Regions from separate parts of the Homo sapiens genome. Here all the other regions are linked to region 1. Evidence: chromatin contacts called from ENCODE Hi-C or POLR2A ChIA-PET data. All regions are on one chromosome and are shown on one strand. The core of a region is the stretch at or near the end of the contact, and the rest is flanking DNA. Distances in the headings are between cores, read along the strand shown. Region 1 overlaps MINPP1 (multiple inositol-polyphosphate phosphatase 1). Region 2 overlaps LOC101929727 (a long non-coding RNA gene). Region 3 has its middle 200 kb from the start of PTEN. Region 4 overlaps RNLS (renalase, FAD dependent amine oxidase). Region 5 overlaps LOC105378415 (a long non-coding RNA gene).

Region 1 (5,512 bases), core at 1,573-4,072:
TATGTGTCTTGGAGTTGCTCTTCTCAAGGAGTATCTTTGTGGCGTTCTCTGTATTTCCTGAATTTGAGTGTTGGCCTGCCTTGCTAGGTTGGGGAAGTTCTCCTGGATAACATCCTGAATAGTGTTTTCCAACTTGGTTCCATTCTCCCCATCACTTTCAGGTACACCAGTCAGACGTAGATTTGGTCTTTTCACATAGTCCCATATTTCTTGGAGGCTTTGTTCATTTCTTTTTGTTCTTTTTTCTCTAAACTTCTCTTCTCGCTTCATTTCATTCATTTGATCTTCAATCACTGATACCCTTTCTTGCACTTGATTGAATCGGCTACTGAAGCTTGTGCATGCATCACTTAGTTCTCGTGCCATGGTTTTCAGCTCCATCAGGTCATTTAAGGTCTTCTCTAGGCTGTTTATTCTAGTTAACCATTCGTCTAATCTTTTTTCAAGGTTTTTAGCTTCTTCGTGATGGGTTCGAACATCCTCCTTTAGCTCACAGAAGTTTGTTATTACCAATCGTCTGAAGCCTTCTTCTCTCAACTCGTCAAAGTCATTCTCCGTCCAGCTTTGTTCCATTGCTGGTGAGGATCTGTGTTTCTTTGGAGGAGAAGAGGTGCTCTGATTTTTAGAATCTTCAGCTTTTCTGTTCTGGTTTCTCCCCATCTTTGTGGTTTCATCTACCTTTGGTCTTTGATGATGGTGATGTACAGATGGGGTTTTGGTGTGGATGTCCTTTCTGTTTGTTAGTTTTCCTTCTAACAGTCAGGACCCTCAGCTTCAGGTCTGCTGGAGTTTGCTGGAGGTCCACTCCAGACCCTGTTTGCCTGGGTATCACCAGCGGAGGCTGCAGAACAGCAAATATTGCAGAATGGCAAATGTTGCTGCCTGATCCTTCCTCTGGAAGCTTCGTCTCAGAGGGGATGGGTTGTCAGTCGGCCCCTACTGGGAGGTGCCCCCCCAGTTAGGCTACTTGGGGGTCAAGGACCCTCTTGAGGAGGCAGTCTGTCCGTTCTCAGATCTCAGACTCCGTGCTGGGAGAACCAGTACTCTCTTCAAAGCTGTCAGACAGGGACGTTTAAGTCTGCAGAAGTTTCTGCTGCATTTTGTTCAGCTACGCCCTGCCCCCAGAGGTGGAGTCTACAGAGGCAGGCAGGCCTCCTTGAGTTGCAGTGGGCTCCACACAGTTCAAGCTTCCTGGCGGCTTTGTTTACCTACCCAAGCCTCAGCAATGGTGGACGCCCTTCCCCTAGCCTCACTGCTGCCTTGCAATTCGATTTCAGGCTGCTGTGCTAGCAGTGAGCGAGGCTCTGTGGGCATGGGACCCTCCGAGCCAGGCGCAGGATATAATCTCCTGGTGTGCCGTTTGCTAAGACCATTGGAAAAGTGCAGTATTAGGATGGGAGTGTCCTGATTTTCCAGGTACTGTCTGTCATGGCTTCCTTTGGCTAAGAAAGGGAATTCCCTGACCCCGTGCGCTTCCCGGGTGAGGCGATGCCCCGTCCTGCTTTGTCTCATGCTCCGTGGGCTACACCCACTGTCTGACAAGCCCTAGTGGGATGAACCCGCTACCTCAGTTGGAAATGCAGAAATCACCTGTCTTCTGCATGGCTCACACTGGGAGCTGTAGACTGGAGCTGTTCTTGGAACCTCCTCCTCATCATCTTGCTTATTTTCTTATAATTTGCTTATCTCACCTACAAATAAATTACAGAGGGAAAAATGCAACTAATTGAGCACTCCATTTTTGGTAGCTAGTAGCTGATGGTATTTTAATAAACTGAGAAGCTAATGAGGTGAATTTTCATGCATGGCTTGTAGTAGCAGGTGCAGTTCTGTGGTGTAGAGGCAATATGACATAGTAGGCAGTTGCTTGGATTTGGTTTGACTCCTGGTCCTGCTTTATGGATGCTGCAGATTCCTTACTTTGGAAAAGAGGAATGAAGAATGCCTAGCCCTAATGTGAAAATTCAAAATACTCCAAACTCCAAAACTTTTTGAGTGCGGATGTGATGCAGCAAGTCAAAAATTCCACACCTGACCTCCTGTGATGGGTTGTAGTTGAAACTTTTAAAATTATTTAAAATATCGTATAAAACTACCTTCATGCTATGTATGTAAGGTGTATATGGAACATAAATGAATTTCATGTCTAGACTTGGGTCCCATCCCCAAGATTATATATATGAAAATATTTCAAAATCTGAAAAAATTTGAAATCCAAAAGATTTATGGTCACGAACATTTTGGATAAGGAATACTCAACCTATACCTCACCTGACTCATGGAATTGTGATAATCAAGTGAGATAATACTTATTAAAGCACTTAGTATAATATGATATACAGACATGGTATTGGTATTATATGTGATAGTTCTCTGGCCCAAACATGTCCTTAATGTCTTTTTCAGATATTCACACACCCTTCCCCTCTACCACCCCTGCCCCCCTTGGCAATTGTCCAAATAATGAAAACAAGAGCTTTGTGAGACTTATTCTTTTCAAACTTTATGGCGTCATTTATTAAACTAACTTCCTTTTCATTGCAAGATGGAAAACATTTTTACTTCTTTTGGATGATTATGCCTTGTGGCTTGAAAGGAAAATTCATTCAACAAAGCAGCTACTATGTTTATATGTCAGGCAGTGATGACTGAGGCAAAGTCATTGCACTGTGGCTCTTACAGTCTAGAGAAAATAAAAACATTTTATAAAAGCCATGTATAATGATATAACTGTTTATGTAAGATTGTGAAACAATGTAAGAAGTTGAAAGAGAGAGTTTGACCCTTTAAGACAGGAAATCGTTTTGGCCACCGCCTCTTGTTCTAACTGAAGAAGGAATCAACAAACACTGCTCAGCAGTGAGCGATGATGAAGAAACTGGCAGATGGTTTCCTGGGACTGGGTATCTCTGTACTAAAAGACTGATGAGGATTTTAAAAGATGCTTATTTTGCTGAATTAAGATTAAACCTTAAAATAGGAAAGGAGAATAAAGTACGGTTTGAGACTTCTGTCAGGTTTCTCTCCTAAAAACAGATTGACTAGTGCTGTGAGAAGCACTTCTAAAGAAAATCAATATATGCTCAGCAAGGAGCAAGTAAGTTGTTTTTTGTTTGTTTGTTTTTAACTAATGGACTTTTAAAAGTAATTTTAGGTTCACAGCAAAATTGAGTAGAAAGTACAGAGAGTTCCTACTTACTGCTTTTCTCCACACATTGACAGTCAGGCACCAGTGTGGTAGAATAATAAGCTTTTAATAGAATGTTTATCTTTGTGTTTTTCCTGATCTCTTCTATCAAAACATTAGCCTTTTTTTTTTTTGTACATGACTTAAAATCCTTTTTTTAAATTTGGAATTAGAGTTTATAAGTGAGTATTTTGACATCCATATTTTCTGACAAAATGACTTTCACTTTCCCAAGTTCCCAGGCTATTTTTGCTTTCTCCATCCCACCCCTACCCCTTGTTAGAATGTTAGTATGTATACAGATTGGTTTTTTTTAATATTAACATTAAATCAGGGACATTCTTCAGTGCCACTGAATTTTTTTTTCAACATAATTTTGATAGCATGGTTTTACTTCATGGAAAAAATGGAAGATTGCAAATTGTTAAATTTTCAGTTAAATATAACCGGCCCTTGAAATTCAGCTCCTTGCATTTTATTAGGAACTTGATTTTTATTTTCCTTTTTGCACCATCACTATAGTAATGGGATTAAAGTTAAAACCAGCAAATTTAAGCAGATATTTCTATTTAAGCAGATATTTCTATTTAAGCAGCTGTGATTAGAAAAGCAGATTGAATTCACTGAAGAAATGAAGTATCTCCAGATTTTATTTTACTGTCTCCTTCCCCATATATCTGTTAATATAATCTTTTTAGATTCGAGGATTTCAACAAGTTACTTCATGTTTTCTCAAAGATTTATTTTGGGTCTATAATTACTTGCCTCGAGATCTTCCATTTTAAGTTAATTACTATAAAATATTTTTTACTGTTACTAAATACCTCAACTCTCAGTGTTAACCTTTTTTTTCTACCTTTTTGTTGGGTTTCAAATCATTGATATTTTCAGATTTCATAGTCTATAAGGTATGGCTTTTTAAAGCTGTGTAGTCCCATATTTTAACGTAAGATGGCAGCATTGAGATAAATGTGTAGTGACACCAAGTGATTTTAGTTATTTGGTCAATTAGCCCATTGTAACAGGGGAAACTTGCTGCTTTAAAGTTCTTAGAAATGTACGCCAATTCTAGGTGTTTTTGCCAACTTTTTGAAGTCACAGTTCCATGGAGTTTAGCCAGGGGTATCAGGAATCTTTTCAGTGCTAGGAATCTCTGTAGTGTTGAAAGATACTGGCTAAATATTTTTTTTTTTTTTTTTTTTTTTTTTTGGAGACAGAGTCTCGCTCTATCCCCCAGGCTGGAGTGCAGTGACATCGTCTCGGCTCACTGCAACCTCTACCTCCCAGGTTCAAGTGATTCTCATGCCTCAGCCTCCCAAGTAGCTGGGATTACAGGCACCTGCCACCATGCCCAGCTAATTTTTATATTTTTAGTAGAGAGACAGGGTTTCGCCATGTTGGCCAGGCTGGTCTTGAACTCCTAACCTCAGGTGGTCTGCCTGCCTTGGCCTCCCACAGTGCTGGGATTACAGGATTACAGGGGTGAGCCACAGTGCCCGGCCACATACTGGCTAAATATTAATAAGTAAAAGTTTATATAACTAGCCTGGCTGTACTCTGAATTCATATTCAAATGTCCAGCTGCCTTTTGAATAGACACTTTTTGACTATCACTAGATTGTAGGTCTACTAAGTAGTTATTCATTATTTCTGCACAATTATTTTACCTTTGTACATTTTTTTTTAAAACTATTCTTGTTGAATTGTATCCAGTTTTGTAAGAATCACTCTTAAATCTGTTGTCATATCTATTCTTGTCATAGTTGGAGAGTATACCTACTCTGTGCTGACCCCAACAGTAGAACCGGAAGGCAAATCTTGTTTCAGTTACTATTTTAAAAAAAGAAACCTCACACACACAAAACCCCACAACTTTTTAATAACTGTTAAATAAGTAGAATAGGCTGTTTTGTGAAGTAGTAAGTGTCCTATTTTAGAAATATGCTAGTTGAATCTGGATAACTGTGTCAGAGATTCTATGGAAGAAATGCTTCTACCACCTAAGAGGTTAGGAAATTATTTCATGGCTCCATAACTAAAGGCTCAGTTCATTTCAATTCAGCAAGCAGTTTTTGAGCACATACAATGTGTGGTCACAATGCTAGGCATTGGGAATACATAAACATGGATAAGAAGTTATACCCGCTACATCCAAGGGGCTCTCAGTCTAGTAAGGAAGATGTCTTAAGAAAGTAATTTAGTCAAAAGCGAAAGGATGCTTGGGAAAGTAAGTCATCTCTGCAGTTCATGGTAGTTGGAAATGGCTTCTGTGTGGATGTAAGATGTAAGGTGAGCCTTAATCATTGACACTGTAGTGTAATGGAA
Region 2 (5,236 bases), core at 61-2,560, 740 kb after region 1:
TCCAATAGTAAACACTCCATAATGTTTGCCTGTTTGAATCTATAATCAAAATCTCCAGTAGGAGAAGGCCCTTGTATTTCTGTTTCATTTTTTTTGCTAGTTGGTGGGAGAACACACTTTTCAAAATACTAATAGTTCACCACCGGACAAGAGATACATACAACCCCAACTTCCAAGTAAATGGAAAATACCTTTTCTGGGTACGTTTATTTGGAAAGGGTTTCTTCACTTGAAGAAAGAATTAACAAACCCCTGTTTGGGAGGATAAAACAAGAAATTCCTTTGGGATGTCTCAAGTTTCTAGAGAGCCAGGCTCTCGCAGGCTGAGGTGGCTTCCACACTGTTCATGAACTGCTCTTGGCGGGCTGGTGGCCTGTTTGATATTCTGAGGTCTAGCAAAGATTTAGCTCCAGGGGGTCATCAAGAGGTCATGGTCTTGATCATTTCCTCTGTTATTTATCTTTGGCTTGTGGTACTGGAGCCTGCCTTTGATACAGGGCATTTCTACCACAGCTGCACAGAATCAAGCATTTCAGTGATTTGGTTTGAGGTGAAGGAGGCTTGGCTTCTAATGCTGCGAAAATGTCACTGGGTACATCTGAGAATATCTAGCTCTGTCCTTCACTGATGAGCAAATTCATTTCTGGGGGTTTACCAGTGGCACTTCCCAGACTTGGGTCAGGAAAGGAATCCTCCTGGTGAGGACAGCAGTTTTCAGTTTGAGTAATTCCATTTTCAGTTCCTTCTGAGACATTTTTCTTGCTCTGAGCTGGAGATAAAAGCAGCATGTCTCAGGCCTCTAGGGTGGATCTCTACTTTTCAACACTGTTTATGACTCACCTGTGACTGCCCTCAGTGCAGCCAAGGGGACCATTTATGCTGAATTAGCCTTTGGATTTTTCTTCTTAGTGACAGCAAAACTTCCGTGACAGCAAACAAGTAAACCACAGGAACATCCCTGGTCTGCTCAGCACAGCAGGCTCTTGGGTTCTCAGAGAGCCTGGGAGGACTTTTCAGCTTGTCTTATGTGGGTTTGTTCACCCCGTCCGGTTTCATTTTTATTTAAAACAATTGGTATCTTTCATCTTGGTTGCCAAGTATGGGTTGCATATGGTTTTGACCTGATATGAAGGGCCCAAATCAAATACCCAGGACTTGGCCTGGAAAATTGGTTGTATAAGACCTGCTCTCTTGTTCCCCTAAAAAGCAGCCTAGCAAATGGAAGCAATGGGTCCCAGGAGTTCGTTTCTGTATGCGGCTCTAACTCTGCCACGAAGGCCAGGACAGATAGTGTGCAGTGCTCTGTCATGTCTACCAGAGAAAATGATGCAACATGTGCTGGAGACTTTACCATCTGTGCAAGAGTGCAGCCCTAGGCTCAATCCAAAAGAAAAAGGAAGTGGCATTATAGCAGGGATATTCCCAGTGAGTCAAATTCCCAGAACAGCCTGTCCCTCCTCAAGGTGGTCAGTGTGCCCCAGCATCTCACCTCCAGATTTGGACTAAAACAGAACTGTTGCGTGCAGGGGTTAGAGAGGACTAGAGCAGTGATGTATTTTATATATCATATTTTCTAGCAATGGTTTTCCATCTGAAACCCAGTTTACATTGTGGCCCAGGGCACAGAAACAGAAGCTTTATGAAACAAGTTACTGTTTCCATGTGTCAGCATTCTAATTTTCCTTTCCTTTTCCTGTTCTTTTTTCTGTTATTTTAATTTTTTAAAAAAGCTTCTTGACTCACTAAATTACTATAACAAACCACTTATGAGTCAAAGCCCATATTTTGAAAAACAACATTGCATTAGTGTATACAGGCAGCACCTTGGGAACATTTATAGAATATGGATTCTTGGGTCCCTCTCCAGGGATTCTAATTCAGTCATTCCTGGGCCCAAGAATCTACGTTTTATGTTAACCTGACCTAAATGTGACCATTATGAGGGCAGGAAACGGTTTTGATCCCTAACATATCCCAAGTGCTTTACATGAAGAACTTGGTACAGCACAGGCTCTTGGTCATTGGTGGTTGAATAAATAAATGAATGAAAAAGTATTGATCTTCAAATGATTCCATCCTTCAACCCCAGCCGTGCCTCCCTTTGCATCTATACTGTTGTCTTCGTTTTTTTAAGATAGATACTCAAATAGTCTCTAGACCTTTGAATTGCAAAATTGCTTTGAATCTCCAAGTTGGAAGCTGCCTTGAAAGTCTCTAATCTAGGGATTCTCAGGTGTAGAAACTTTGTCTCGCTGCTTTAGAATTCCTTGGGGAAGTTTAAGGCAAATACATATCCCTAGACCCCAGCCCTGGAGTTTCAATCCAGGTAGATAGGGTTCATGGCCCAGGAATCTGCATTCTATCCTCCCTCGGGTGATGCTGTGGCCCAGCCAGGGTTGGGATGCACTGTTCTTGTGACCTCTCCCCACTGTGGATCACTGTGGATGGTGGTCACCCAGCCTCTGCTGGAAACATTTTGGGCTGGCAGAAAGAAACTCCCAGAGGTCTGCTCCACATTGAAAAGCTCTGCTTATTGGAAATTTCTTACTGATATTAGCTTCAATCACTTTCCTACTGCTGCTAGTCTTGGTTCTGCCCTCTGGAGCACCTCAACACAAGGCCAATTGGCTGCCTGACTGCTCATTGTGAAAATACAGAAAAAATATAAAGAAAGAAATGAAAATTTTTTAAAATCCCACCACCTTGAAGACATTGAATATTTCTTTTGGTCTTAATATATGTACACACATAAATGCATGTTATACTCACTTGATGTTTTTTAGAAATGACAAGCATCCTGTATTCTTGACTTAGCATTACATATTGTGGGTTTTCTCTTAACATTATATCACAAAAAATATCCCAGATAGAAAAATTTGCTTTAAACCCACATTTTAAAATGACTGCATTAAATTCCACTGTTTTGATCTATTAGAATTTATTCAGCCATTTCCTGTTAGTGTTGATTTAGGTTATTTCCAGTTTTCCACTATCATAACTAATGCTTAAATAAACATATTGCAAATAAACCATCGTCTGCATCCTGGATTATTTCTTTAAGCCAGACTCCTAGATGAAATTTATTGAGTTAGAAAACATGCTTTAAAAAACACTTGATACATATTGCCACTTACTATGCGAACAGGATGTGAAAGTTTTCACTTGTACCAGTCATTTTAATCCCTGATTAGAATTTAGTCATTCAAAAAAAAATGCCAAATTGATAGGTTAAAAAATTACGTTTCATTATAGTTTTTAATTTGTATACTTTTTGTTTACTCATAAGGCAGAACACGATTTTAAATATAAACACACATACATAAACATACATATGTACACATTTTGATTACTCATGAGGCAAAACATGTTCATATATATTTGTGTGTGTGTATTTTTTCCCATTTGTTTTGGCATTTCCCTTAAACAGGATGTTAAAAGATAAAGAAATAGATTTAGTCTATTTTTCTGCTAGAGAGAGGGGCCTCACACTTCTTGTTGATTTGCAAATGCCCTTCTCCTCTTTGTAAGTATAAGAAATATCAACTTCTTTATTTATTGTGGTAAATATACATAACATAAAAGTGATGATTTTAACCACATTTAAATGTGCAGTTCTGTGGCATTAAGTACATTCACACTGTTGAGCACCCATAACCATCATCCATCTCCAGAACTTTTTACCTTCCCAAACTAAAACTCTGACCCACTAAACACTCACTCTCCATTGCCCTCTTCTCCCAGCCCTTGGCAACCACCATTCTATTTTCTGTCTCTGTGAAACTGACTGCTCTAGATTCCTCATATAAGTAGAATTATGTAATATTATTTTTTGTGATAGGCTTATTCCACTTTGCATAATGACTTTAAGCTTCATCCATATTGCAGCATGTCAGAATTTCCTTCCCTTTTAAGGCTAAACAATAGCCCATTGTATGTTTATACCACATTTTATTTATCTATTCATCTATCCATGGACACTGGGTTGCTTCCACCTTTTGGCTGTTGTGAATAAAGCCGCTGTGAACATTGGTGTACAAATGTTCGTTCAAGTCCCTACTTTCACTTCTTTTGGATAGATATCCAGATGTGGAACTGCAGATCATACAGCAATTCTATATTTCATTTCTAAAGAAATTGCCGTATCATTTTCCATAGTAGCTACATCATTTTACATTCCCACCGGCACTGCACAAGGGAATCCAATATCTCCACATCCTTGCCAACATTTATCTTCTGTTTTGCTTCTAAATAATAGCTATCCTAAAGGCTGTGAAGTGGTATCCTTAAAAAAAAAAATCAAATAAAACCTGACTGTGTGCTCCAATTTCCAGGAAGTCAGATGGGAAATCCAATCGCCATCATCCAGGGGCTCTTCGCACATCCTAGAATCACACCAGCACTTGGTACCTGAAAATCAAAGGAATATCCTTCAACCCCAGTGCCACCCAACACAATGGCCTCTGACACCTTGTCTACACTAATAGTGGTTCTTTGCTTTCACGGAACATATATAGACCTGGAATGGGGAGGGTTCTGGCTCTATAGGTGGTCTTGCTAACTTTTTGAGGAGCTGCCACCAAGCAGGACCCCCCATTTTACATTCTTTATCCTAACCTTGTCCCACTTATTTCAGTTATAAAAAATTCTATCAGTTGGCTTTAAAATACTCTTCATAATTGTTATCTTCTATTAATCTTCAAATTATTATTTAAAACATATAGAATATATAAAAAATTAACATATTCCTTTGAATGCAGGTCTCAGTTTTAATACATTTTAACATTTTGCCTTATAAAAACTCTTGCACAAGGGTAAAAAGAGAAATGTGCAAACATATTTATTGCAACAATGTTGCAACAGTAAAAATTTAGAGCAACCTGATGTCTATCAGTAGGGAAATGGACAAATAAATTGTGATATATTCATAAAATGGAAGAGTGTACAGTAGTAAAAATCAACGAAATATATCTATGTATATCGACATGGAAAAATACTAAAAATACAACCCTGGGGGAATAAAGTTCTAAATACATACAATATGCTGTAAAATTAAAAACGCACAGAACATTACCATAATTTATGGATACATACATATGGTATCAAAGTAGGAAAATATGGTGGTGTTACTACAATTAAAAAGACATGTAAGTTGGGCACAATGGCTCACATCTGTAATCCTAGCACTTTGGGAGGCTGAGGCAAGAAGATCACTTGACGGCAGGAGTTTGAGTCTTAC
Region 3 (4,996 bases), core at 1,253-3,752, 530 kb after region 1:
ATATATTTGTGTATAGGGGGAGGTTGACCAGAAGATTTTTAAGGTCCTTTACAAATTTAATATTTTATGACAAGGAGATTCAAGATTTGTAGAGAGCACCTTCATTTTATATATAAACCCAAGTTAAAGTCTATATTTTATGCTAACTTTGCTAGATGCTCTAAAAGTACAGACCTCCCCTCCCCATCCCCCACCTCCTCACACAGAGTAAGTTATTTTGAATCCTTGTAAAATCTTATGGTGGATTTATGTGGGGTTGGTAGTCAGTTTTCAAACCTAGGTGCAGGGCGCATGGGCATCCGAGGGAATTTCAGGATCCTGAAGGACGTGGTTTGGGACGTAGTCACGTAATGAAAGAGCTGGTTGTTCTGTGTTCATGCTAGGGAATGTGGTTTGAGTGGCTGTGGGAACTTCAACTTTGTGACTTTCTGTGTAACTGAAATCTCAACCCCCAAGTGTGTCGCAGTGACTTCTCTGACACAGCACATGTAACTCAGCTCTCTCCTGATGTCTGTTTTTCTTGCTCTCAGGAGAAGAAATGGCCTAAACAATCTTCATTGGCCAGCAGTTGAAAAAATATTTGTTTTGGTTTTGTTGAGCACTTTCCCTGTTGAAACATGAACATTTTGAGGGGAGGGGAGATCCCCATTGTGTACGTTTGATTCATTTATCCTTAGCAAATCAATTGTTTCAAGTAGAGCCTTTATGTCCAAGAAGGCTATAGAAAGCTTTACTGCCCTTTTCCTTTCAAACAGGAAGTTGCATTTGGCCAAAAGTAAACAAATGTGAACCCGGGAAGGTTTGTTTAGTGTCTAATGCTGACTTCAGGACCTGAGAATGGAGTCTGTGCTTGGCAAAAATGCCTTCTCTGGGATCTGTCTGGGCCAAAATATTCTCTGCTTATGACCTGGCCTTTGTGCTCTGGTAAACATCCTCCTCTTACCAGCCCCCAGAAATTCACTGCCAAAGGCCACAGGCAGTTTTGCTTGCTTATCAGAAATATTCTAAAGGTGATGGCAACTTGGAAACATACTTTCAGCAGGACTTAGCTTTCTGGAGAGTGGCCACTGTGAAAATGGCCTGTAGCTTGGAAATCTCAGGGGGTGTGAATGTAATTTGACATTCTTTGTGCACAGGCATGGGCTAGCCCCTCTGGGTGAAGAAGCTTTCAGGAAAGTGACTGTTACTACTCAGCTAACAATGTAGTGCTGAGCACTTTGCAGGACCGAGCTCACGAAAGTCTCACACAAGTCCTAGGAGGAAGGTGCTATTATTATCTCCAGTATACAGATGAGAGAACTAAGGCTTGAGAAGGCCATGAAACTTGGCCCAAGCTCACACAACTAGTCAAGTGTCAGAGCCCTCAGCTCTCTCTGCCTTCTGATTTAGAGATTTTAATTAGTGCAAGTTCAATATCTAAACTCTAGGAAGTTGCTAAGTATTTGGGGTAGAACCACATGATTCAGGTGATGATCAGTGTATGACACTTTACTATGACAGGCCAAAGAATTGAGTAAGTAGCATTTAAAGTTTTTACTGAATGGGATTAATGTCTTGTTCCAGGAAGGATTGAAGGCAGCTGATATAAACTGGGCAATATGTGAGTAGGTAGAGATGGTGAGCTCCAGAGGAATTTGGGATGATTCTCAGAGGAGGGACTCTGGTTGGGCCTTGAAGGATGAGTGGGAATTAGGTAAGTAAAGAACATTTCAGATTTGGGGAATCAGAATCAACTCTCTTTTAGGAGGCTTGCATTTGAAGCTACTCCATGAAAATGTTCTAAGTACACACAGTGACCTTTCTTGGGCTATGCTCCTACACTTGCTGAGCTCTTATATTCTTGAGAGATGTTTTATCAGCCTAAGCATGCAAAGAAACATGTGACCTGTGAAGTAATCCTTCACCAAGAGCACGTGCCAAAGCTGGTCAATATTGGGCCAGAAATTCTCCCCATCCCACCCCACCCTGCCCTGTCATTAACCAATTCTCCCCACATCCTAGTGTCACTAGTCTTTTCATGGTTCTGAAAACATGTTATTGCTTAAGTGCATTTCTCTACCATACTTTACAGACATTATCACTAGTCCTCACAACTGCTCTAATAAGGTAAATGACATTAGGCCCATTTTACAGTGGAGGAAACTGAGACTGAGAGGTGTTAAGAACTTTGCCCAAGTCATACAACTTCTTGGTGGTGGAAGCAACTAATTCATGGAAGAAACAGATCTGATGCCAAAGCCCGTGTTCTCTCTACTCTACCACATACTCTCCTTAGAACCGAATGAAGACTCCCCAGGCAGTTTTTGCTAGTATTCTGGATTTGTTTAAAAATCCTCGTAAGATGTTAACAACTTTAAGTCCTGTGGTGGTATGGGGGACCTGAACACCTGGGTGCATTTTCTTTTATTTACTCTAACAGGGACACAGACCTCTGGCTTCTTTCATAGAAACCCCCCTTTTTGAAATGTCTCTGTTTTGTTCATTCAGGAGAACAGATCAGCATCTCTCATGCAAGGCCTGGCTCTGTGCCCATCTCACTTTTGCAATGAATTTAGCAACATCTGCTTTGCCCATTAAAGTGATTTTTCTCTTCCTGGCCCTGAGCCTGTATGCTTGCTGCAATTGATTACTAGCAATTTCCTTCCCAAACCAGAGAGTTCAGTGAACTCTAAATTGAATTGTTGCTCACTGGTCTCCTTTGGACCAATTGCATATGGCTTACGTGCAAAATGGTCAAGCCACTCAGTTCCCGAATCTATAGGCTGATGATTCTGGTTAAACGTGGGAGAGGACCTGATGAGTGACATTTCCCATTTTTGCACACAGTGGCCTAGGACTGTGGTCACTTCTGTGTTTCTCAATTTCAGGTGGGGGGAGGGGATGAAGCCACCTTGCTTACAGCAAGGCTGTTGAAGTACACACCCTCTTTCCTTTCAGTCATATTGCAGCACCAATGGCCTCAGATGTAGTTGCCTGGAAACCTTGTTTCAGAGACATCTGAGAAACATATATCTAGCTCCAGAAGTGGCTTAGAAAGACCTCAGGAAGATGCATATCACTGTACTCTTTTGAAGGCAGCAGTGGGTCCCTTTAAGTGGTTCAGGCAGCTTTTTAAGATAAAGCAACGCCCAAAGTGATGCTGAGCCTGTATACCTGGCCTGCTGCTCCATCTTGATTGGCGGATATCTAGTTATCCTTTGAGATGTAGTCTGAGTGTTACCTCTCAGGGAGTCTGCCCATGTCTCACTCAGCCCTGTATTCCCAATATCTAGCACAGTGAGTACATGTAGTGCACCCTCAGTGAAAGGACAAATGAGTGAAGGATGCTGCTCTTCTCGTGAGAAGATTTTAAACTGGTACTTTGCTCTGAGCTGTCCTTGAAGTGTCTCTCCTTCCCCACAGCCATGATAGCTTTACACAGGGACAGTGAGGAGTTGTTGGTTATTTAGAGAAGTGAAAGTCAGGAGTCTCCTCTGCCACATAGTCCTAAAAAAAAAAAACAACAAAAAACCCAAAACAAAGGAACTTATTACTGACCAAATTACTTCCATATATCAGGGAGGTTAATTTAAAGCTAGGAATCTATAAATAAGAAAAAGGTAGCATAAATGACTAACATCAAATAGTATTGACAATTGCTGGAAATCATTTGAGTCATTGCACATTCTGTCTCTTTGAGCAGACATTCCCCGTTTCCACCACAATTGCTGACTGCATACCTACCAGTATCAGCAGCCACTTCTGAAATGATTATCGCAGACGAGACTGCAAATATCCTATTCTTGCAGAACTCTGTCACAAACATCTTTAGCATCGAGCTTGGGGCTTTCTGCCTTTATTTCTGGAAGAGATCTCATTTATAGTATTACTATAGTGGAAAAAGATGAGAAAAAGCAGAGTATTCCGAAAAGCATGGCTCAGCTTGAAACTATGCGATCCATACCTCTTAACCAATGGGAGCTGCAACTCCAAAGTGTTTAGGGAGTCCTAGGGTTTTTAGCTTCTAGAAAGGCCTTAGGTCTTTATTTCTTCATTTAATCCCTGCACATTGGCAGGTGGCCCCTGTAGACCTACAGAGGAAATGGGCTAGTGAACTTCAAGGGAAACTTAGCTGGGCTTCATATGGCGATATGAAGTTAGGGAAAAGACATTCAGCATTTTTTTTCTAGCTTTGAGAACCTAACAGGAAAAAGGCTGGGGAAATATTCCAATTGTCTACTCTTGGACTTTACTATCCGTTTATCAGATGCAATTAAACTGGGTATCTTTCCTTTCTCCAGTCCCTGGCAGTAGAGAGGAAAGACCTCAGCCCCCCATGTAATGAAAGGAGATGGTCTGTGCTTAGTCATGCTGTTTCAGTTCTGCTGCCTGTCACCCTGGTAGCTGGGATTAAAATACATCCTTCCCCTTTCCAGAGTTTCTTGCTCAAACTGAACAGGACTTTTCCAAGAGAAATGGATCACTCTAAGGTTCAACTCCTCAGGCCCAGGCTCCGTCCAAAATTCCAGGTTGAACAAATCATTAAGGATAGGTATATGTTACAATCTACCCAGCGCTAACTAAACCTCCTCCACCATCAGATCGCCACCACTGCCATCAAAATGGCAGTTCACATAAAATTAATGCTGATCATGTGCCAGACGCTGCATAAGCACTTAACATATGCGATTTCATATGTGATCATCAGACAGCTCCATAAGGTAGGTTTTATAATCACTTTATACAAATAGAGAAACTGAAGGTCTTAAAATTTAATTTTTTTTTTTTAGGCAACAAGTGTTCATTGAGAGTGTGGGGCATGGTGCGAAATTCTGGGGACAGCACAGTCCCCCTGGGCTCTCAGTGAAAGCACATTGAAACTCGTGTGCTGCAACAGGTTACAGAGGAAGTCTTTGAGCGCTTCATGTGTAGCGGGTTTAATTCTTCTTTTTTCTTGATTTTCACACGCCCCTGCACTTCCTGCTCTTTCCTGGGCCTGGAAGCGGAAGTACTGAAA
Region 4 (4,948 bases), core at 2,136-4,635, 860 kb after region 1:
CTACTGACCAAATACTGGACTGCTAAGAATCCTTTTTTTGGATGGGTGGTACTGTGCCATTAGAGAGTATTTTTTTTTCCTTGATATAAAACGAGTTGAAGGAACATAACCAAAAGGCTAAAATTGGTTAGTTCTAAAGGTCAGAGCCTGAAGGCAGTGACCCATTTGTTAATCATTAAGCTTTTCTAAGCCGTCTCTGACAGAATTCTGGCTTTCTGCCACTTCTCTGGTCATTTTAAACTGCAAATTCTTGTACTGTTTCAGTTTTTAAGTAGGTTTCAAAGGTTATGAGAAAGGCATAACTTGTTAGCTATTTTTCCTTATCAAACGTCTTTAGGGTTTTGGAAGGCAGAGCTGTTCTGTGTTAAGAGAATCCTCACAGCATACCCAGCCATACAGCATTTAAAGATGGACTCTTGGGTCCTCTGAAAAGGGTGGATTTCTAGCTATCATTCCCATGTTACTTAGTTTCCATAGATAAGCAGGATGTGAGGGCTGAGGACACCCACTTAGCCATTAGGTATTAGTTCCCAAATCACTGCTATCTCAGGGTAGTTGTCTCCAATAATCCCAGCACTGAAAGTTCAAAAAACAGGAGCAAAATAACCACAATGTATTTATCATCTTCTGTCATCAGTTATAAAGTGGAAGTACTTTAAAATATTTTGAATGCATTTTTGTAAAGCCCAGTGAGGTTCCAGTGCTATGACGTTTCATTGCCAGAAAACTCAATGCCAGTTTATGCTCTAGTCCATCTGAATAAAAAGTGATCTGTACACCCAAAACACATAAACAGAACTAAATTTTATGTAGCCAAGGGACATTAAGCTGCTAAAACATTTGCTTCAATATTGAACATGGAATAGCTGTCCTCTATTTCTCAAGGGAAAAAATATACAGTCAAACCTTGCTTATCCATAACCCAAACTTCCGGAAGCCTTAAGTATTTGGAACTGCTCCAAACCCAGAAGAGGGGAGGAGTGAGAGGAATAGAGTGGGGGTGGGAGAAGTGGGGAGCAGAGAGAGACAGAGAATGAACTAGCGGAAAGCAAGCAAGTCAGCTTTTAGAAGTAGACCTGAAGCCCTAGCAACACTGAAAAGAGACCTGGAGCTTACATCTGATTGGCTTTCCAGCCAGAAGGAATAGAGAGCTCTGATTGGCTGGTGATGATGTCTCCAAATAACCAGCCTTTTTCAGGAAAGCAAATTTATGTGGCAGAAAGGACAAGAGACAGAAGAAGCACGCAAGAAGAAAAGCGAGGAGAACAGAGCAAAAAAAAAAAAAAAAAAAAAAGGAAGATTATTTGTTACAGTGGTGGAGACTGAGACAAAAATGAGAATAACAAGCCTATTTACGTAACTGCTTACAGTTTACAAAGTGCTTTTACATGTAATCATTGATATTGTCTTTACAAAGACCTGCAGGGCTCCCAGAAGTTAAATGGCATGCCCCAGGTCACCCAGCTAGTAAGAAAAATAGTGCATGTCTTCTGGCTAAAAATCTAACACTTTTGATATGGAGCAGGTGTTGTGGAGATAATGATTTAGAGTTGTCCTGTAGGACAGAGGGAAGCAAATGCTCTGACAGCAGAAAAGAAAATCAGAAGGCACGTCAGCCTGTAGTTTAGCGGGCAATGCAGACAGGAGTGAAGGGCTCCCTGTTCTTCACGACCACACACCTTGAAAACATAGATATAGGAAACATCTCTGTGGGTATTTGGAAGGGGAGATGGTTGTGGTACAAATGAAACCTATGTCTAGAGGGCTCAGAGGGCAGTCCTGAATATATTTCCCTGGGGTGTATCACAGTCGCCTTTCATTTAACACGTAGAAGTTGGATACCTAATTATTCCTTCCATCTATCCTTGAAAGCTGTTCCTTCCTCAGGCTTAGTCGACAACATAACCATTCACCCAGTTGCTCAAGCTAAGAACCTGTAAGTCATCTTTGTCTTAATTTTCTTTCCATGTTTAATTTATCAGCAAGTCCTGTAGATTCTACTTCTAAAACACACCTTGAATAAGGCTACTCTGTTCATCTCCATAATCACCATTGTTTTCTCCTTCTGAGCCACTGCAATAACTTGCTATTTGGTTTCAATACTTTCTGGCACCCTGTCTTCCCCAGCTCTTGCCTCCTTCCCTTGAAATCCATTCTCTGGACTATGCCATCCTGCTTAAAACATGCCTGAGAATAATTCAAAATCCTTCCCAGGATCTGGCCCCAGTTTAATTTGCCTCACTCTGCCTAGGACTCACTGTTCTAGCTATGGAGGCCTCCTTTTTGTTATCAGAACACAGCACAGTCTTTCCAGCTGAAGAGACTTAAATATTTTGCTGGTCCCTGTCTCCATGTTATCACATGGCTAGCTCTTTCTCCTATCTCATGCTATCTACACAGACAGTCCTACTCTCACAAGCTGTGTGAGAGTTCCCTTCATTCTCATAGAACCTTTTTATTAACTTTCTGTGACCTCTCAAACTGAAATTACTTATGTTTTTATTTGATTCCTTGTTTATCATCGTCTTTTTATATGACTTCCCCCTACTAGTAATCAAACTCCATTAAGACAAGGATCAGGTCAATTGCCCTCATCACTGTATCCCCAGAGCTTACAACGTGGTACACAGGAGATACTCAATAACTATGTGTCGAATGAATAAGTGAATAAATATCAGGGAATTAACATACCCTACATGTTACATAGTACCATGCATCAGTGGAGCCATGGATATGAGACACTGTGTTTCCTGTTTGTAACCTGTTATTTGTTAATTCCTGTCAGAGTTGAGAGCTCTGATAGTAGCTGCCATCATCTGGGGAGTTCTATGGAATCTTGCCACCATGAGTTCTGGAAAAGGGAATCTGTTTGTGTTGGGACTTGAGGGATGGTATAAATTAACTCCCAAGGTTTATTAGTAGTAAACAATTAAAATCCACCCTGAAATTGGAGCTTTACTAAAGATGGCTATTTTGTAGCATGTAGGAAATTACGATATTGGTTTACCTCCTAGGATTCAAAAAGCATTCATTCTCTTTTGGAGCCAGAAAAGGAGAGGTATGTCTCCTAACAGAACTGTGCTGGGTTTTTTTTTGTTATTGTTGTTTTCTTTTTTTGACAGTCTGTGGAGCTCACACATTGGCCATAATAAAGCCTGCTATCTATTTTTGATTTGTCAAAGTTGTGCTTGAGAGTGATTAACATACCCTTAGCAAAATGAATCATTCTATAGAGATTTAAAAGTCACGATGGAATAAATATCTTGGTCAAAGGTATTGCTGCTTTAATTACATTCATTTGTTTCAATATTTCGGTTTTAGGGATTTCTTAACTGAGTTGTTAAGGATCCTTTTAGGGATTTCTTAACTGAGTTGTTAAGGATCCTTTTGAAAGTGAAGTTTACCATGGTGCCCTCTGGTGGAATGAAATTCGCACAGTTTTTAAAGCTAAAGCCCTATCTAGTGAGAATGCATACAGAAATAAAAGGAGCAACATTAAATACAAATGTCCAAAAACTATAAGCAGGGTACTCTTGCTATTGGGGGACTACAAGATATACCTGCCTCAGAATATTTACAGATTCAGGGATAGGGCATGTAGTTGCTATAAAGGAAGAGCAATGACATAAATACATACAATTCCAAATCCATTAGAAAATGAGGGCCAGAAGCCACAGCATTTCATATCATCTGGCAACACTGACACTGACTAATTAGGTATTATATTGAGAAAGTCAGAAGAAGGTGATGGCAATTACAGCATTTGCAACAATATTCATAAATAGCTAGGAACACAAGGGGGAAATACAATTTGGTTGTGGTCTATCAAGAACCAGTGGATATTCATTTGATAGGACTTTTGTAATTAGGCTCACCATCAAAGCTGATAAAATCATCAAAATGGTAAGTGTCCCAGTGTTGGTTCCTTGAAACTGTGTTGTGACCAGACTTAGTGACTCCTTGATAAAGCAGCTTTCACGTGTCTTCACAAGGAAATAAAGTGAAAGTCTCTGGGACGCTATCTGGGTCACACACCACAGGGATCCTGCTCAGAGGATTTAGAACATTGGACCAGCTCACTAAGGAAAGATGTCAAGGCCCTTCTTTGAGGACCTAAGGAAGTTTTTAATATTCGTTCGTCTGAATGCACTAAATAAAACTCTCATTCCAAATAAGATAAAAGAGGGGAAAAAAGTGTTTGAGCATCCAATCCCCCAAAGTGTCTGCAAATTATTTAGTATTATTTCAGTACTCAAACTTCCTGAAAGGTGGAATGTGGGGCAGAGGAGTAGTGAGCAGGGACCATAGCACACATGCATTTAGTCAGCTTGTTGGTTTTCTTATTGGGGACCTTTCTTTGAAACTTGGTGCACCTCAGATTTTAAAAAACCCAAAGCCAAAAAACAACTAACAGCTGGCTCTTCTAAAGCAGTGGCTCTCAGAGGAATGGTACTGCCTTCTAGGGGATATTTTGGAAGTTTATGAGGGCCATTTTTCTTGGGAAGGGTGTCTCAAAGTATAAATTATTATGGGACTGTTAACTGACATTCAGTGGGTAGTAGTCAGGGAGGTAAGGGGAAGTTCCATATCATGTTAGATTTTACTGTCCCACCAACTATTCATGTAGATTTTTAAAAAATCTGTATGTAATGATTTAAGCCTAGGACCAAATTCAATCTTACATAAAAAATTAAATATTTCTTTTCATGGTTTTAATAGACACCTAATTTCCCATAAATGCAAATCCAATGTAAACTAACTGAAGACTATACTTTGTTTCATTTGAACCTTACTGAGAATTGTTAATCATTTTTGAAAATTATAATATCAATATCCATGGCACATATGACATTTGAATCCTCTGAAAATATAACTGCAATAATTTGTAACATCCCAATTCAAAGTGATTATACAAACAGGTGTGTCTGATTATGTCTTCCAGTGTAGT
Region 5 (5,624 bases), core at 2,253-4,752, 550 kb after region 1:
CTGGGCAGCTCTGCTTCCCAGTGTAGGTCTCTGGGTCAAGTGGGGCTGCAGCAGCTGGATGAGCTCTGCTTCATGTCTCCCTCCTTGTCCTGGGACCAGTGGGCTACTTGGGGGATGTTTGGCTCATGGTGATGGCAGAGGTATAAGAGGATAAGCAGAAACACATAAGACTTCTTGAGACCTAGGCTCAGAACTAGGATACCACCACTACTGCCTCATTTCATTGGCCAAAGCAAATCGCATGGCTGCCCCTTTAGTGGGGAGAGCTGCAAAGTCATATGGCAAAAGGCATATGGATACAGTGGGTGGGTGGTGGGGACGTGTGTGTCAGGGGAAAAGAACCATGGTCAATGACACGATCTATCACAGCTCTTACGTTTAGAGTAATAATTTTGCTTTTATATAATTTCAGAACTGCACTCCTTATTTTTTTTCTGGACACCTCTGTAATGAGAGAATATAATCACAGGACCGTTTTAAGAATGGAATCATCTGGTAGGGAAGAGTGAGCCAAACAAACTCTCAGAAATTTTATTTTAACTCCAGTTAGCTCAGTCTTGTATGAATTAAGCAGCATTATATTTCTGTGGTTTTTAGAAAATGGAAAAAGCTGGATTTGTCCAACACAGGGGCAGAGAAGAAATGCATTTTCAAAGATGTTTGTGAGATTAAAATGCAAAAACACCTATTTTTAAGGATTGGCAGATTGCAGATGTGTTGGCCAGAGGAATGTTGAGTGAAAATCTCTGGAATGTTTTAGCAACCTTTAAAATTTATTACCAGGAAATGTGTGCTGCTTGCCTTCTCTGCATCTTTTCAAAAGGTCTCTTGTAAATCCAGTCAAGCCTAGTCCAGGTAGGGAGGTTTGGAAACAGTGATAAGTAAAAGGCATTCTCTGCTGCTGTGCCTCAGCTCCAGCCTGACCAAACACCGTTAATATGTAACCCGAATCTGACCACTTCTTTTATGTTTACATTTGGTTTCAGTGTTATTTTTAACTGGTGAAAGAGCAGTTCAAAGTCATTTTTTTTTTCTTGGCACTTACCATAATCTCTCAAGGCTCAGTAGCAGAATGGCAATAAGTCACGTCAGGGGTCTTTAAACCTGGTGGAATTAAAAATCACTTACCTTATTACACATGTGAATGTGCTGAAGATGGATGGGTCAGGGTTTTCAAGGATAAGACATTATATCAGAAATCATGTTTAATTGTTTTTACTGAGACCTTAGATTTTGAGGATGGTCTACACATTTGGCACAATTCATCCAAAATGGGGGTGTACTCCACATCTATCAGAAGAGCTCAGAAACAATGAAACCAGACCAAACCAAAATGCTGAGCATGTAAGTACTGGAGAGGATACAGAGCAATGGGAACTTTCAAATATTGCTGTTAGAAATGTCAAATGGTTCAGCCACTTTGGAAAAGAGTTTTATAGTTTCTTAGTAAAATGTATGCTTACCATAAGACCCAGAATCTCACTCCTAGGTAGTAACCCCAAATAAATTAAAACTGTGTTCACACACAAACTTCTACATGGAAGTTGATTATGGCTTTAATTGGTGAATGGATAAACAAACTGTGGTGCATCTATACAGTGGAAAATTACTTAGCAATACATAGGAATGAACTACTGATACATGAAATTACATGGTTAAAGCTCAAAGGCATTATGCTGAGTAAAATAAGCCAGACTCAAAAGGCTATAAACTGTGTGATTCCATGTATATGACATTTTGAAAAAAAGCAAGCCTATAGAAAAAGAGAATATATTAGTGATTGCCAGAGGTTAGGGTCAGGGGCTAGCTATAAAGGGGCATACAAGAAATTTGGGGGGTGATGGAATTATTCTGTATCTTAATTGTGGGAGTGGTTACTTGACTGCATATGTATATCAAAACTCACAGAACTGCACACTAACAAGGGTGAATTTATCCTAAAATAAGCCTAATTTGTAAAAACTTGTGGTCCCCCAGAATCTCCTGTTTTTATATTTATCAATATAACATATATATTTGTATGGCCACCAACTCATGCCTGCTTCTTTGGAAATGGTTTCCTGCCCACAGTCCCTGCTGAAAGAATGGGCATAGACTATGCTTCTTCTAGCTGATTCCATATCCAGACCCCACTCGATGGGACCATGGGTAGACATCTACCCTGAACTGAAACAGTAAGATGCTCTCTGTTGAGAGTTTAAGAGACATTGAAATCCAGCCCAGAGGGTGTAGATTTTGGCCTGCAGGTATGTTTTGTTTGGCACAGTGTTTAAAGAAAATTAGTTGCCAGCATAAAAAAGTGGGAGATTTCACATAGAAATCCAGATTTCCGGCTTCTCTTGAAGAAATGGGAGGATCCGGTAAAATGGTCCCAAATTCCTGCATGAAGACAATGGCTGGAGCTGAGATCCATTGCCCCCTTCACACCAGTATGCACTCTCCATCTGCACAGCTCCTGCCACTCCCTGTGTGAAGCCCAGGGGTGGCTGTGCTGGTGCTATTAGTGGGCTTTTATAGTTATAGGAAATAGAAAATCTTTCTTATATTTTTTTCTGTATCAAAACTGGGAAAACTGAAGATAGGCCATATTTTATGAAAAATGGGAATAAGCATATGACTTTGTGAAAGTAATGACTCTTCTAGTGGCTTATAAGAAACAAACTAAATGTGTCTGCTGAAAGAATATACACTGATTCCTTTCTGAAACAAATGTAGCTTTCTGCACTCATCCATGCTGCCTTCCTGGTCTCTGTAGGGATTTGAGTTTGCCCTGCTCTCCCAGTCAAAAGGTTTCTGAGTAAAAGAGTGCTAAGGTTGCATAAAGTTGAAGATAAATAGGCACCATGACGAGCTATATCCACATGCAAGCTTGTGTCACTGGGGAGGAGAAATTGAGAGCCTTACAAAGAAGCAAGTCTATAGAGATTGAAAAATAAAGTGTGTGTGTGTGTGTGTGTGTGTGAGAGAGAGAGAGAGAGAGAGAAATTGAGAAGCATACAGCTGTTCAAAGGAGAGTATAAGTGAATTTTCTTTAATCACTTATAGAAGGAGGTGGGATTATAACCGAAGTCCTCCGATCAGTGCTTCTCAAACTTTAACAGGCACACATATCCTGGGGAGCTTGTGAAAATGGCCATTCTCATCCAGCACATCTGGAGTGAGGTCTGAGATTCTGCATTTGTAATGAGATCCCAGGTGATGTCAATGCTGCTGACCACATTTTGAGCAGCAAGGCCCCAAATCATACAGTCTACAAAGAAATGGTAAAAATTTACCAGCCTCAGTTTTGCTTTTTAACCACCATCTCTCCATTGAAGGACTTGGTATAATCAGTTTACGGTCACTTACCAAAGAATATCACTCCCCCTGAACAAGGTGCTATTTACAGGTTAGTGGGTGCTGGCACTCTGGAAAGAAAGAATAATTTTGTGATTGCCTGGCTGGCACCTTAAGAGAAGCCATCTGGATTAGCAGCCCAGCTGAGGGACTGTGCACCCTCCCTGCTTAGTCTTGGCTGGTTTGCTCTGTGGCCTTAGGCAAATCACCATAGTCTCTGCTTTCTCACCACTCAAACGGAAGTTAAGTTTTTGACCTTGTAGGATATTGTGAAAGATTTAATTAGCATTTGTGAAATCTTGCAAGATCTATAGAGGAAAGGTACTTCAGAAGAACACAATAATTTATAGTCACTATCATCATTTCATTACCAGTTTAGCTGATCTGCCAGGCAAGTCAGTCTAAAGGAAGCTGTCTCTGTAATCTACAACTCCCTCATGGTTGAAAATACTGCAAGGAGGAACATTACAGCTATCTGTGGAAGAAGAGAAATTGTGCTTCTTTTTCACAATTCCTGATATTACTCAGGTGTCTACCACTTCAGGTTTTAATATAATAGTTTTTTTCTCATGTAATGAAGGAAGATTCTCTTTTTAATTGTCCCTTCCTTCCAAATATGGGCCACTGTGATATCTGTTTAAAACTTTGGGGCTCTGGTTTGAAAGAAATGTTTTCTCATCTCTCTTTCTCTAGAGAAGCTCTGTCCAATAGAAATGCAATATGACAACAAAAGCAATTTAAAAATTCCTAGTAGCCACATTAAAAAAAAAATCAGATAAAATTATTTTTTAGAATGTGCTTATTTAACCTCATATTTCTAAAATTTTTTAATGTGTATAAATATAAAAATTGTTGAGATATTTTGCCTTTTTCCGGTATTGCCTTTGAAATTTGGCATATCTTACACTTGCAGCACGTTTCAAATGGGATGCTAAATTTTCCTTAAGAAATAGTCCTGGCTGGGCACGGTGGCTCATGCCTGTAACCAGCACTTTGGGAGGCTGAGGAGGGCGGATCACGAGGTCAGGAGTCCAAGGTCAGCCTGGCCAAAATGACAAAACTCTGTCTCTATTAAAAATACGAAATATTAGCCAGGCATGGTAGTGCACACCGGTCATCCTAGCTACTAGGGAGGCTGAGGTATGGGAATCTCTTGAACTCAGGAGGCAGAGGTTGCAGAGAATCAAGATTGTGCCACTGCACTCCAGCCTTGACAACAGAGCGAGACTCTACCTCAAAAAAAAAAAAAAAAAAAAAAGAGAGAGAGAGAGAGAGAGAGAGAGAGAGATAGTTAATCCTGGTTTAAACTTCCTAAAGTTTACAACTGAAAAAGTAGATTCACATATCCATATTATTCTAAACATTTTTATTTTTTCCAACTGAATAGAGTATCAGGTTTTAAATTTAAATGTCAAGTATGAAATGAAATAACACTTAAAAATCAGTTCCTTGGTGGGGGTTGGGGGGTACTGGTCATATTTCAAAGGCTCACATGTGGCTAGTGGCTGTCCTATATTGGACAGGGCAAGGCTAGACTCTCAGTGAGGGCTGCCGAAGGCATGAGATTGCAGAAGGCCTATTCCTGCTCCACCAGTAGTAGTTTATGTGTGTCCTTTGTCAATGGCATTGCCTCAGAGCAGACAAACCCTGTCAATGTGGTGAGAAGGCCTTCCCTCTGTCAATGCACATTATTTGCCTTCTACTATTTATGGCATTGCTGGTTATCGCTCTTCTGTCTCTCAGAATGGCTCTGTTCTCCAAAGGGACCTTGCAAAGATCCAAGCTGGGTGCCACTAGCCTAAAACAGCATCTACCCAAAAACAGCATCTACCCGCTCATGACTCCACTTATTCTTTCAACAAATATTTATAAAGCAAGTTTCTATGCCCAGCCCTACTAAACTTCAGCAGCTGCTTCAGCTATGAGAAAGGATGACGAGGTCACTGCCCTTATGAAATTAATGCCTAGAAGTGGTAGACAATAAATGGAAAAAGACAAATAACAAATGAATAGCAATACAATATTGGTAAAGAAAAGTACAGGTCTCCTTGAGACCATATGATCAGGAATCCTGTTGGAGGCTCAGTCAGTCTTCCTTAAGAAAATGATATTTCCACTGGGTCCTGAAGGGATTGGGCAGTGAAGAGCTGGGAGAGGGGTCTAGTCTAGGAAGACAATATAACAAATTCAAAAAAGTGGCAGAAGGTAGGGTGACTAGAGTGTGATGGGCCAAGAAAAATGGGGAGATAAGTAAAGGCCAGTTCTGAAGGGCCTTGAAGGCCTCAAGA

The links. A loop is a pair of places that touch in the nucleus more often than their neighbours do. ChIA-PET counts read pairs that join two places held with the same protein, here RNA polymerase II (POLR2A). Pooled maps may share reads with other maps.
Region 2: a map with no recorded cell type shows a loop between it and region 1 (6-fold over the local background). The contact joins two enhancer-like sites. A Hi-C loop is called at or near these places in 3 of 37 single-sample maps with no recorded cell type and 4 of 50 pooled maps. POLR2A ChIA-PET finds 5 or more read pairs at or near these places in 1 of 52 experiments (activated naive CD4-positive, alpha-beta T cell).
Region 3: a pooled map shows a loop between it and region 1 (5-fold over the local background). The contact joins two enhancer-like sites. A Hi-C loop is called at or near these places in 4 of 37 single-sample maps with no recorded cell type and 4 of 50 pooled maps.
Region 4: a loop to region 1 is called in a map of CD8-positive, alpha-beta T cell, with 6 times the contacts of the local background. The contact joins two enhancer-like sites. A Hi-C loop is called at or near these places in 2 of 168 maps with a recorded cell type or tissue (CD8-positive, alpha-beta T cell and HCT116), 10 of 37 single-sample maps with no recorded cell type and 11 of 50 pooled maps.
Region 5: a map with no recorded cell type shows a loop between it and region 1 (4-fold over the local background). The contact joins two enhancer-like sites. A Hi-C loop is called at or near these places in 3 of 37 single-sample maps with no recorded cell type and 3 of 50 pooled maps.

What each region holds. Positions count from the first base shown.
Region 1 is chr10:87,529,674-87,535,185 of GRCh38, forward strand. All of the region lies in intron 4 of MINPP1 (multiple inositol-polyphosphate phosphatase 1), which reads left to right. Among named protein-coding and RNA genes, the nearest start is that of MINPP1, 28 kb to the left of the region's middle. Within about 2 kb of position 2,823, at least 7 of the 41 ENCODE cell types and tissues checked have a DNase peak (open chromatin) inside an H3K27ac peak, as active enhancers do.
Region 2 is chr10:88,270,626-88,275,861 of GRCh38, forward strand. The region is part of intron 1 of LOC101929727 (a long non-coding RNA gene); the gene reads left to right. It also overlaps a transcript of RNLS not described here. Among named protein-coding and RNA genes, the nearest start is that of RNLS, 310 kb to the right of the region's middle. RefSeq lists an enhancer at 976-1,025. Within about 2 kb of position 1,311, at least 7 of the 41 ENCODE cell types and tissues checked have a DNase peak (open chromatin) inside an H3K27ac peak, as active enhancers do.
Region 3 is chr10:88,062,154-88,067,149 of GRCh38, forward strand. No RefSeq gene overlaps it. Among named protein-coding and RNA genes, the nearest start is that of PTEN, 200 kb to the left of the region's middle. RefSeq lists an enhancer at 269-328. Within about 2 kb of position 2,503, at least 15 of the 41 ENCODE cell types and tissues checked have a DNase peak (open chromatin) inside an H3K27ac peak, as active enhancers do.
Region 4 is chr10:88,386,231-88,391,178 of GRCh38, forward strand. The region is part of intron 4 of RNLS (renalase, FAD dependent amine oxidase); the gene reads right to left. Among named protein-coding and RNA genes, the nearest start is that of RNLS, 190 kb to the right of the region's middle. Within about 2 kb of position 3,386, at least 3 of the 41 ENCODE cell types and tissues checked have a DNase peak (open chromatin) inside an H3K27ac peak, as active enhancers do.
Region 5 is chr10:88,079,434-88,085,057 of GRCh38, forward strand. LOC105378415 (a long non-coding RNA gene) reads right to left here. Exons shown (of 6, transcript XR_007062225.1): 4 at 3,349-3,407; 5 at 1-1,104. Among named protein-coding and RNA genes, the nearest start is that of PTEN, 220 kb to the left of the region's middle. RefSeq lists an enhancer at 779-1,073. Within about 2 kb of position 3,503, at least 4 of the 41 ENCODE cell types and tissues checked have a DNase peak (open chromatin) inside an H3K27ac peak, as active enhancers do.